3 separate regions of the Homo sapiens genome follow, and regions 1 and 3 are each linked to region 2. A link is a contact called in ENCODE Hi-C or POLR2A ChIA-PET data. All regions are on one chromosome and are shown on one strand. The core of a region is the stretch at or near the end of the contact, and the rest is flanking DNA. Distances in the headings are between cores, read along the strand shown. Region 1 overlaps CASC20 (cancer susceptibility 20). Region 2 holds the start of CASC20 (cancer susceptibility 20). Region 3 overlaps CASC20 (cancer susceptibility 20).

Region 1 (3,410 bases), core at 289-2,788, 66 kb after region 2:
TACTGCATCACAAGTACCTGGAACGTTTCACAGAAGTGCAATTTGCAAGACTCACTTCAGAGCTGCTGATTCAAAATATTGGGTCTATGTGTTTAATAAGCACTTCTGGTTATTCTAACTCACATCAAAGTTTGAAAATTACTTTTATAGAGAGCGAAACAGTAACTCTAAATGGGATCAGCAAAGATAAAATATTTCCCCCTTCCTTGGTTAGAAAAATGTACTGTGTATTGTTTAACTATGCCAGGAAAGACATTCTTGCTTATCTATGAAAAGAGTTCATGTGGAAGAATATAATGAAAAGAGTTAGGCTAGGCATGGTGGCTCATGCTTGTAATCCCAGTGCTTTGGGAGGCTGAGGCTGGAGGATCGCTTGAGACCAGAAATTTGAGACCAGCATGGGCAACCTAATGAGACCCCATCACTACAAACAAATGAAAAAATATATATTAGCAAGCACTGTGGCACATGCCTGTGATCCTAGCTACTTGGGAAGATGAGGTGGGAGGATGACTTGAGCTCAGGAGTTTGGGACTGCAGTGAGGTCTGATAGCACCACTACACTCCAGCCTGGGTTAAAAGAGTAAGACACTGTCTTAAGAAAAAAAAAGAAAGAAAAGAAAAGAGAGGGGAGGGGAGGGACCTATGGAGGCTTTTCTCCCTAAATCTCATTAGTCTGAATAAAAAAGTTGGCCATATTCTCATTTCATGTGTTGTTTACTTTTATCTCCATGCAGTTTGGCTCATTTGGTATTTTAAACACAATAACAACTCTTAAAAGTAACAATAACCATCTCCTCTATATTGTCTAGAGGGCTGGATCAATGGGAGTATCAAAATAAACTGAACATTAACCAGCAAACCCTTTTTGTTTTAACCCTAGCTGTTAAGCATTTCTCCAAAGCATTAATCTAGAGAGTTTCATTGAGGATTTTGTGATGTCTCAAGGTCACCTTTTGAAGACAATAAAAATCCTCATGTAACTCTAGGACTCAAGTTGTAGCTGAAGAAAATGTCTGTGTAACTTCTGGAGAAGACTATGTTCTCCCAATTTAGATGAAAGTACAGCATGAAATACAATTTGATAAAGACTTAATGATTAAAGAGTCCAATAAATTGAGGTTTCACTGTCTATGGTTCTAAACCGAAAGCTAAACATTCAGTGTCTGGACAAAGGAGACAGTGGCTTTTATCACAGGCATATTATTCTGCCACCGAGGCTGTCCTTGCATCTGTTGGCACAACACCACAGAAAGTAAAACAGGCTCCCGGAATGGAGTTATTTCCATCCCCTCCCACATAGTATTCCCTCTGGAGCAAGCAATTTGTCTATACTCAACTTTTCCCTGTTGATTCTCTGAATCAGACAGACTTTCCCCAAACCCCTAGAGCTATTAGCCTTGTTAATCTTTGCCCTTCACAAATGAATCTTTTGTGCTGCCTGTGACTGGACTTGGATTGCTGTCTTTCCTTTCCTTTCATTCTTTTTAATTTTTTTTTCTCAAATGAACAATAAGAGCAAACAGCTCAGGATGAAGGAGGGTGGTGAGGAACGATGAACTCTGGTTGGTCAATCTTGATGACACAGTTTATGGGTTTGGAGGATTCCGTTGTCAAGGGACACAGGGCAGGGTTACCTCGTAAGGAAATAATGTGGTCATGTGATGAAGAGCTAAGGCTGAGAGAAACTGCAAGGTTTCTGCTGCTGAACAATGACAAAGTTCACTGGTGTTCTCAGGTGCAAGGGAGAGAATAGGCCCTCATTGTAAGGCAGCATCAGCCCTGCCTTTGTTTCTGTTTCCCTTACTGCGGCATTAACGCTATCTTGTCAGTTTGTAGGCAAGTTGACATGGTATATAACACTGATGGATATTGAGACAGTGCATCAGAATGGCTTGTCTTTGTTGATATGTGTCTTTGTACACTCCTAGACTAGGTCTATAAGTAACTGAAAGCTTTACCATACACAAAGTCTCATGAGGAAGCTTAACCCTTCGTCAACTAGTTCTATCTATTTGTCTTAATATCATGGTATGGTGAAACCTAATAAGGCTTGACAAATTAAACTTGGCAAGCTATGAACACTGGCCTTTTAAATATTTGTTTTTTTCCCTAATTCTAGGTGAAATTTTCTTTTCTGTTTTTTTAAAGGTGTTATTAATATACCTAGTGCACCTATTTATAGTCTATAGCTTGATGAATTTTTATAATACATGCACCCATGTAACCATCATCCAGATTAAGATATGGACCATTTCTAGCAGCTGAAAGACTCCCTGCTGCCCCTTCTCTGTCAATACCTACCCCCAAGAAACACTATTTTAATTTCTATTCCCACTGATAAATTTTGCCTGTTCTTGAAATTCACATAAATGGAATAATACAGAATTTATTCCTTTGGGTCTGGCTTCTTTCACTCAAAGTTATGTCTATGAGATCCATCCATGTTGTTCCATTCTTTTTCATGGTTGTGTAATATTTTGTCGTGTGACTATACTACAGTTTATCCATTCTACTGTTGACGAGCATCAGATTGTTTCCAGTTTGCATCCCCAGTGAAAATTTTTATACAAGTCTTTTGTGTATATATACTATCATTTCTGGTGAATATGCCCAAGACTTTCAGAAGCATATATGCTGTATGGTGGGCAGATATGTTTAGCTTTAGTAGATACTGCTTAACAGTTTGATAGTATTTTTAAAAAGTTGTTAATGTAAATTTAATCCAGATATAAGAAGTAATAGATTTAAAACGTTTAGATTACATACATTATTTGACTAGAAGTAAACACCTCATTGGGTTATTTATTTTCCAGCAATCTCAGAAATAATGGTTAGCAAAATTAGATGATGATTGAATGCCCTTCTTCATAAATAGTTGTCCACTTGATTGAAAGAATGATAACCAGAAAGGAGATAAAAGTTGTTTATGAATCAAAATCAGCAGCACATTTTTCAGCTTAGCTATCTTAATGAATTTTAAGCTGTGGGTAAAGTTATGAGATATTACTACTTCCTGAAACTGCAAGTGGAAACCCTTCTAAGGTTCAAACAACTCTACATCTTTCAAGGTAAATAAAATGAAAGCAGGGCAGATTTATTTGGGGTGAGTGAGACTTTGGAAACATAAACTTTTTTTTTTCCAGCTTGGAAACAATTATGTTTCTGCGAAACTCACAGACCCTGCTTCCAAATAGGAACACAAAACTTGATACTGGATTACCAATATCAAAGAAAGGGGAAAGGTGCTGCTTTTCCATTTTGGGATACAATTTCATGTTCATTGTCCTATGGAATAAATCTTAACTTCTCTTATAAATGAAACATTCAGTTTCACCAGGGTGAGCTTCTACAAATCCATGAAGTCAATACAATATTGACTATCGGCTCAATGTGAAAGCCTCGACTGT
Region 2 (3,338 bases), core at 263-2,762:
GAATATCAAATTTAAATAATTGTTGCTTATTTATTACTTGGGGTTATTCAAATTTTGTTTTTTTTTTAAATATAAATGCTTGAGAATTGACAGTAGTGTTTTTTCTCCAAAGGACTTAAGAATGAAAAGTTTAGAAGTATGTCAACATTGTGACAGAAGGCATTAATTGATGCCCAAGCATGACCCTAACATGATTTCATATGTTTTGATGTCATCTCTTTCTTTAAGCTGCACAGTATGTTAAAGTAAAAGCTTCTGTTTGAATTGAGTGAACACAGAGCTTCAGTTTTTCTTTTTTACCATATATGTATAGTTGAATACTGATATAGTCTCTCATTCATTTTTGTACTGTTTCTCAATATCTGATTGCCAAAAGAAAGAGATTTCTTATAAAATAGGCTTCAGACCACAGGGCTTGGATTTTAAGATTACATTTTTTTAAATGAGGAGAGAGTGGTAGTTCTGTGAATAAAGTAGCAAGAATAAAAAGGAAGAGACCAAAGATGACATTTTGAAGGAAGTAATTGCCTTGGCATGGCGGTTTTGAGCCCACATTGTTAAGTGGTTTCTGGCATGATATGTGATTTTCCTATGTGATATCCTGAATGTTTACCAGAAAAATTAAAGACACATGCTAAGAAGTCAAGGCAAACCTGTGAGAATGAAGCAGACTTTTTCATTTGCTCATTCATTAAATGTGGATTTATGTGCACACACAGGCACTCATATATGTATACATAATACGTACACTTATAATGTGTATATATACTCCTTAAATATATGTATGTACACATGTGTATATATCTATGTGTGTATATATATACACACACACACACCCCTCTTTCTCTCTCTCCTCTCTTTTCCTCTCCCCCCTCCCTTCCTCTCTCCCCTCTTTTTTCTCCACCGCCATCTCCAGTCTTTCCCCCTTCTCTCTCTCTCCTCTTTCCTCCCTTTCTCCCTCTCTCCCTGACTCGCTCCCTTCCTCCTCCTCTCCCACTCCCTTCTTTTTCTCTCTGCCTCTTCTTCCACTTTTCCTCTCCCCTTCTCTTTCTTCTTCTCTCTCTTGTCTCCCTTTCTCTTTCCCTCTGTCTCTCTCTCCCCATCCTCCCTCTCTCTCCCTCCCCTTCTCCCTCTCTCTCTTTCTCTCTGTCTCTGTAGTATTATGTTGTCCTAAATTCTGTGAGGTGCTAAAGGAAGTAATACAACATATCTACTCTTAAGAGCTTATTTTATGTCAGGAAAGAAAAGGGTATGTTAACATATTGCTATGTAAGCAAAAAAAACCCATTTATTATAATACTAATATTTATGATGATGATAATATAAGGGATGACAGGAAGAGTATATGATTCAGACCCAAAAGAACAATATAAATAAGCACATTTTCAAAAGTTATTAAAAAGAAGAGGCAATGAGAGTTAGAGACATTTGAGGAAGTTGTAGAGGAAGAAAAGGAACAATCAGTGGGGGAAGTGGTGAGACCAAATGTGCTGAGGCTGAAATGGCCTTGGTGTGCTTGGGAGACAGTGAGTACGTGAATCTGCCTGCAGAAGTTGGGAGTGGGGGGAATATTATTAGGATTATTAGGAAGGTAAGCTGAGAACATAATGTCAAGAGTCTTAAATGCTGGCTAATAAGTATCTTAGAAAGTTACTTGAGCAGGAAAGTGATGCAATAAGGTCCTATTTAATTGACAGCTGATTATAGAATGGACTGGCAGGGGAGTGTCTAGAAGTAATATCAATTGTAAATCATCCAAACAAGAGCTTAAAAGAGCCTGGCCTGTAGGTGTCATGGCATATATGAAAAAAAAGAGACACACAGAGAGAAGTAAGGAGACAATAGTTGACAGTTCTGAGTTAAGGCCAAGTTGGTGCAAAAGTAATCGTGGTTTTGGACTGTGAATTTTAAATCACTATAACCAGACTCAAACACATCTTTATTAATCAAAATAGGAACCATTACAATCAACATATTTTTGCCAATGATAAATACGTTTGTTTATTCCTATAGCATAAAAATCTGTGCTTTGGGATTTGATGAACACTTGGAAAGCATTTTCTGCATTTTGCTGGTTGTGGACGCGTTTTCCCTGCAAAAAGTTGCTGAGATGCTTGAAGAACTGGTAGTTGGTTGGCAAAAGGTCAGGTGAATATGGTGGATGAGGCAAAACTTTGTAGCCCAATTCGTTCAACTTTTGAAGCATTTGTTGTGCAATGTGCAGTCGGGCATTGTTGTGAAGAACTGAGCCCTTCCTGTTGATCAATGCCAGCTGCAGGCCTTGCAGTTTTCGTTGCATCTCATTAATTTGCTGAGCATAACTTCTCAGATGTAGTGGTTTCACCAGGATTCAGAAAGCTGTAGTGGGTCAGACTGGCAGCAGACCATCAAATAGTGGCCATGACCTTTTTTTAGTGTGAGTTTGGCTTTGGGAAGTGCTTTGGAGCTTCTTCTAGATCCAACCACTGAGCTGGTTGTTGCGGGTCGTCCTATAAAATCCACTTTTCATCACATGTTACAATTCCTACTAAGAAATGGCTAATGAGGCCAGGTGCGGTGGCTCACGCCTGTAATCCCAGCACTTTGGGAGGCCAAGGCGGGTGGATCACCTGAGGTCAGGAGTTCGAGACCAGCCTGGCCAACATGGTGAAACCCTGTCTCTACTAAAAATATGAAAATTAGCCGGGCGTGGTGGTGGGCACCTGTAATCCCAGCTAATCGGGAGGCTGAGGCAGGAGAATTTCTTGAACCAAAGAAGCAGAGTTTGCAGTGAGCCGAGAGCATGCCACTGCACTCCAGCCTGGGCAACAGAGCGAGACTCTCTCTCAAAAAAAAAAAAAAAAAAAAAGAAATGGTTCATTGTTGTTGCATAGAGTGAGAGAAGATGACACTTCAAAATGACTTTTTTTTATTTTTTATTTTCGCTTAGCTCATGAGGCACCCACTTATCAAGCTTTTTCACCTTTCCAATTTGCTTCAAATGCCGAATGACCACGGAATGGGTGATGTTGAGTTCTTCGGCAGCTTCTCATGTAGTTGTAAAAGGATCAGCTTTGATTGTTGCTCTCAATTGGTCCTTGTTAACTTCTGATGGCTGGCCACTATGCTCCTCATCCTCAAGGCTCTCTTCTTTGCAAAATTTTTTGAACCACCACTGCACTATACATTTGTTAGCAGTTCCTGGGCCAAATGTGTTGTTGGTGTTGTGAGTTGTCTCCTCTGCCTTACGACCCATTTTGAACTTGAATAAGAAAATCGCTCAAATTTGCTTTTTGTCTTAAACATAATTTCCATAGTCTAAAATAAACATAAAATAAAAAGCAAGTAATGTCATTATC
Region 3 (3,031 bases), core at 196-2,695, 93 kb after region 2:
TTCCCAGCAGGTGATCTTCAAAAGACACGCGAACTCGATTAAAATCAAATAGCAGGCAAAGCTAAAACATTCATATTCCCCTGTAAGTATCTTCTGGTCTTTCTTCAGTCTCTGGCTGTTCATTTATTGCAGCTTCCCTATGATTTTTCCCTTTGTCTTACACATTCTGGCTGGCTTCATTTCTAAGCTTTCTTAATTCAATCCACCAAATATCTGGCATACTAACATTTCAGGTGACAGAGGAAGCCAAATATAAGCTGGTTATAGAATTCAAGATTCTCAAGATTCTTCCTCCTACCTCTATCTGTGCTGTGAAAAGAAGAATTAGCCCGTAAATCCCAGACATACTGATACTTGGATAGTTAGCCCATGAAGAATGTCATTTACTCAGCCTCTTGTATGATCCTTCTTTGGGGATAACTTTTATAATGCTATGGAAAGGCTCTGGCTATACTTGTTACAGTCCTCACACATCCATCAAGAGATGAGAGGTAGAGTGAGGGGAACATGCGCAGAAAGGAGGAGACATCGCTGGGAATTACAGATATTTCCAACACGATCAATTAATCAGATGGCTTTTTCAGATAATTGCTCACAAATCTTTATACTACGAGGAAGGATTTCTGGGCTCCATTCATATCACTGTGAGTGGCAGTTGGAAAAGGAGCATCCAGAGCTAACTGAATTTAGCTAGAAGACAGATCTTACTGGTATTATGGAGGGACTTAACTCCTTGGAAGAATCTTAACAATGTCTTAGGGTTTGTTAATTTAATTTTAGTTGACTTAATTTTCTACTAAGAGTATAGTGTTCTGTTTTCAGCAATAGTAAGAAAGAATGTCTTGTGGAAGCAATTTCATGGTTGCCTTTCATGTAAATTTTAGAAGCCTAAAAGCACAGGCGATCAATCTCTAGTCTACTTGGTATCCCATCATAAAGCTGCTCTCCAAACATTAGTTGCTTCTTGGTCTCCTGACTGAACTCTTGGCATTATCAATAAAGTAATATTTTTAAATTACTTATTTTTGTGACCTATAGTATCTCTTGGGATAATAAACTTGATATGCTTATTAACCAAGGAGAATTTTTCTCTATTACTCCTAGATTTAACTTTTTAAAATGTTGATGGTAAAGTCTGTATTCTTGTTAGCCACACACTTTAAGATTTTAGACTCTTTGCTATATTCTTTTATTCTTTTACTTTGTCTTTTCAAACCGAAGAGTTCTGTTTCTTAGTCTGTTCTCATAAAGAAGCCCCTTGTTCAGTTTAATAGCTCTTCTCTGGTTGTCTCCATTCCAGTTCTTGGTTTTCTTGAGCTATAATGACCAAATGATACACATGGCTCCAGGTGTGGGTAAACCATGTTTCCATAGAGGGGGTGGATAAAGTTTTCTGCTCCGTTTCCAATAGTCTTTTTCATGCTGTTTAGGATTCTGTAGCCTTCTCAGCCACAAGAGCACATTGTGCTTATTTCTTCAAGTCTGCAGTATGACTCTTTTCTGAGTCATAATTGTTCAGATTATTTTGAGAGTAAGGTACACTACTATCCTTTGTTTATCTAACCTCTGTTGCTACTGAAACATTTGGTAATAACCAGGGATCTTTGAAATAGTGTAGGAAAACCTCAATCTATTGATCCCAGATTTATTTTCTCCTGGACAATGTTCTTATTTTAATTGAATCATTTTTTCCATTACAAGAATTTGGTTTTCTAAAGGAGTGAGGTTTCATGGTGGGAAACACTTTATAGATGGCGTAGATATCATATTTTTTTCAAAGTTAGTATACTGAGTGTACTTTTACCACATCAGTATTTTGTTCTTCATAACATTATATGTATAATGTCTCCATTAAACATGTAATATATAAACACTGTGCGTTCAGTGTTCCAGTGAAGAGGACAGAAACGGAAAGCAGAAAACATGAGGTTTGATTCAGATGGAGTCTGATCAGGGCAATTTAAGCTCTCTCTGTCTCAAAACCTCAGCATTACCATTCATAAGTCAAAGATGGTAACCCTTGGACTGACATTGTAAAATTAATAGCATGATCCTTCTGGGGGTATTTGGAGATTTTTGAGAAGAAGGGACTATTTAGGTTTAATTGATGATAGTATTAAAACAATGAGTCGAAAAAAGTTTACATATTACTTATGGCAGTATCACATACTGATTAACAGAAAGACTCCCTGGACTCAGACTTAAGTAAGAATCTGAGCTCACCTCATATTGCCTCAGTGACTTTGGGGGAGTTTGTTGAACTTTCTCTCAACCCCAAGTTTACTGGGGGAAGAATGACAATGAAAAATTGTATATATGTAAGGTGTACAATGTTATGTTTCGATGTATTCACACATTGTAAAATGTGTCTAGTCCCAAGTAGAGGAACCCACACCAGATTAATGGTAAAGTCTGTAGTAATGTAGAACCTTACTAAAGTCAAAGACAAAGAGAAAATTCTACAACAGCAGGAGGAAAGTGTGTAAAATGATTATCACAATCAAGCTAACATATCCATCGGCTCACTTAGTTACTATTTTCTTTTTTGTGGTAAGAACACTTGAGATCTACTCTCTCAGCAAATTTCAGGCATATGATATATTTGTTATTAACTACAGTCACCATTCTGTAGATTGGGTCTCCAGAAATCCAGAACTTATTCATGTTATAACTGAAGGTTTGTACCCTTTGACTAACATCTCCCTTTTCTCCCCATCCCCAGTCTCCTGCTAAACACTGTTCTACTCTCTGTTACTTTGAGTTTGATTTTTTTAAAGGTTCTACCATTAGTGAGGTCATGCAATATTTGTCTTTCTGTGTCTGGATTATTTCACTTAGCATGATGTCCTCCAATTTTACCTATGTTGTTGCAAATGACAGTATTTCCTTTTCTTAAAAGGCTGCATAGTATTCCATTGTGTATATATATATCACATTTTCTTTACCCATTCTTCTGTATTCAGATACTTTATTTCCATATTTTGGCTACTATGAATAATGCTGCAACAAACGTGAGCATGCAGATATCTCT

What was found. A loop is a pair of places that touch in the nucleus more often than their neighbours do. ChIA-PET counts read pairs that join two places held with the same protein, here RNA polymerase II (POLR2A).
Region 1: a loop to region 2 is called in a map of HepG2, with 2.7 times the contacts of the local background. The contact joins the enhancer-like site here to the promoter of CASC20 in region 2. A Hi-C loop is called at or near these places in 1 of 168 maps with a recorded cell type or tissue (HepG2). POLR2A ChIA-PET finds 5 or more read pairs at or near these places in 1 of 52 experiments (activated T-cell).
Region 3: a loop to region 2 is called in a map of astrocyte of the cerebellum, with 4 times the contacts of the local background. The contact joins the enhancer-like site here to the promoter of CASC20 in region 2. A Hi-C loop is called at or near these places in 1 of 168 maps with a recorded cell type or tissue (astrocyte of the cerebellum). POLR2A ChIA-PET finds 5 or more read pairs at or near these places in 1 of 52 experiments (naive thymus-derived CD4-positive, alpha-beta T cell).

The regions. Positions count from the first base shown.
Region 1 is chr20:6,491,138-6,494,547 of GRCh38, forward strand. All of the region lies in intron 3 of CASC20 (cancer susceptibility 20), which reads left to right. Among named protein-coding and RNA genes, the nearest start is that of CASC20, 66 kb to the left of the region's middle. Within about 2 kb of position 1,539, at least 2 of the 41 ENCODE cell types and tissues checked have a DNase peak (open chromatin) inside an H3K27ac peak, as active enhancers do.
Region 2 is chr20:6,425,220-6,428,557 of GRCh38, forward strand. CASC20 (cancer susceptibility 20) reads left to right here and starts at 1,513. Exons shown (of 4, transcript NR_109953.1): 1 at 1,513-1,591.
Region 3 is chr20:6,518,251-6,521,281 of GRCh38, forward strand. All of the region lies in intron 3 of CASC20 (cancer susceptibility 20), which reads left to right. Among named protein-coding and RNA genes, the nearest start is that of CASC20, 93 kb to the left of the region's middle. RefSeq lists a silencer at 1,332-1,626. Within about 2 kb of position 1,446, at least 3 of the 41 ENCODE cell types and tissues checked have a DNase peak (open chromatin) inside an H3K27ac peak, as active enhancers do.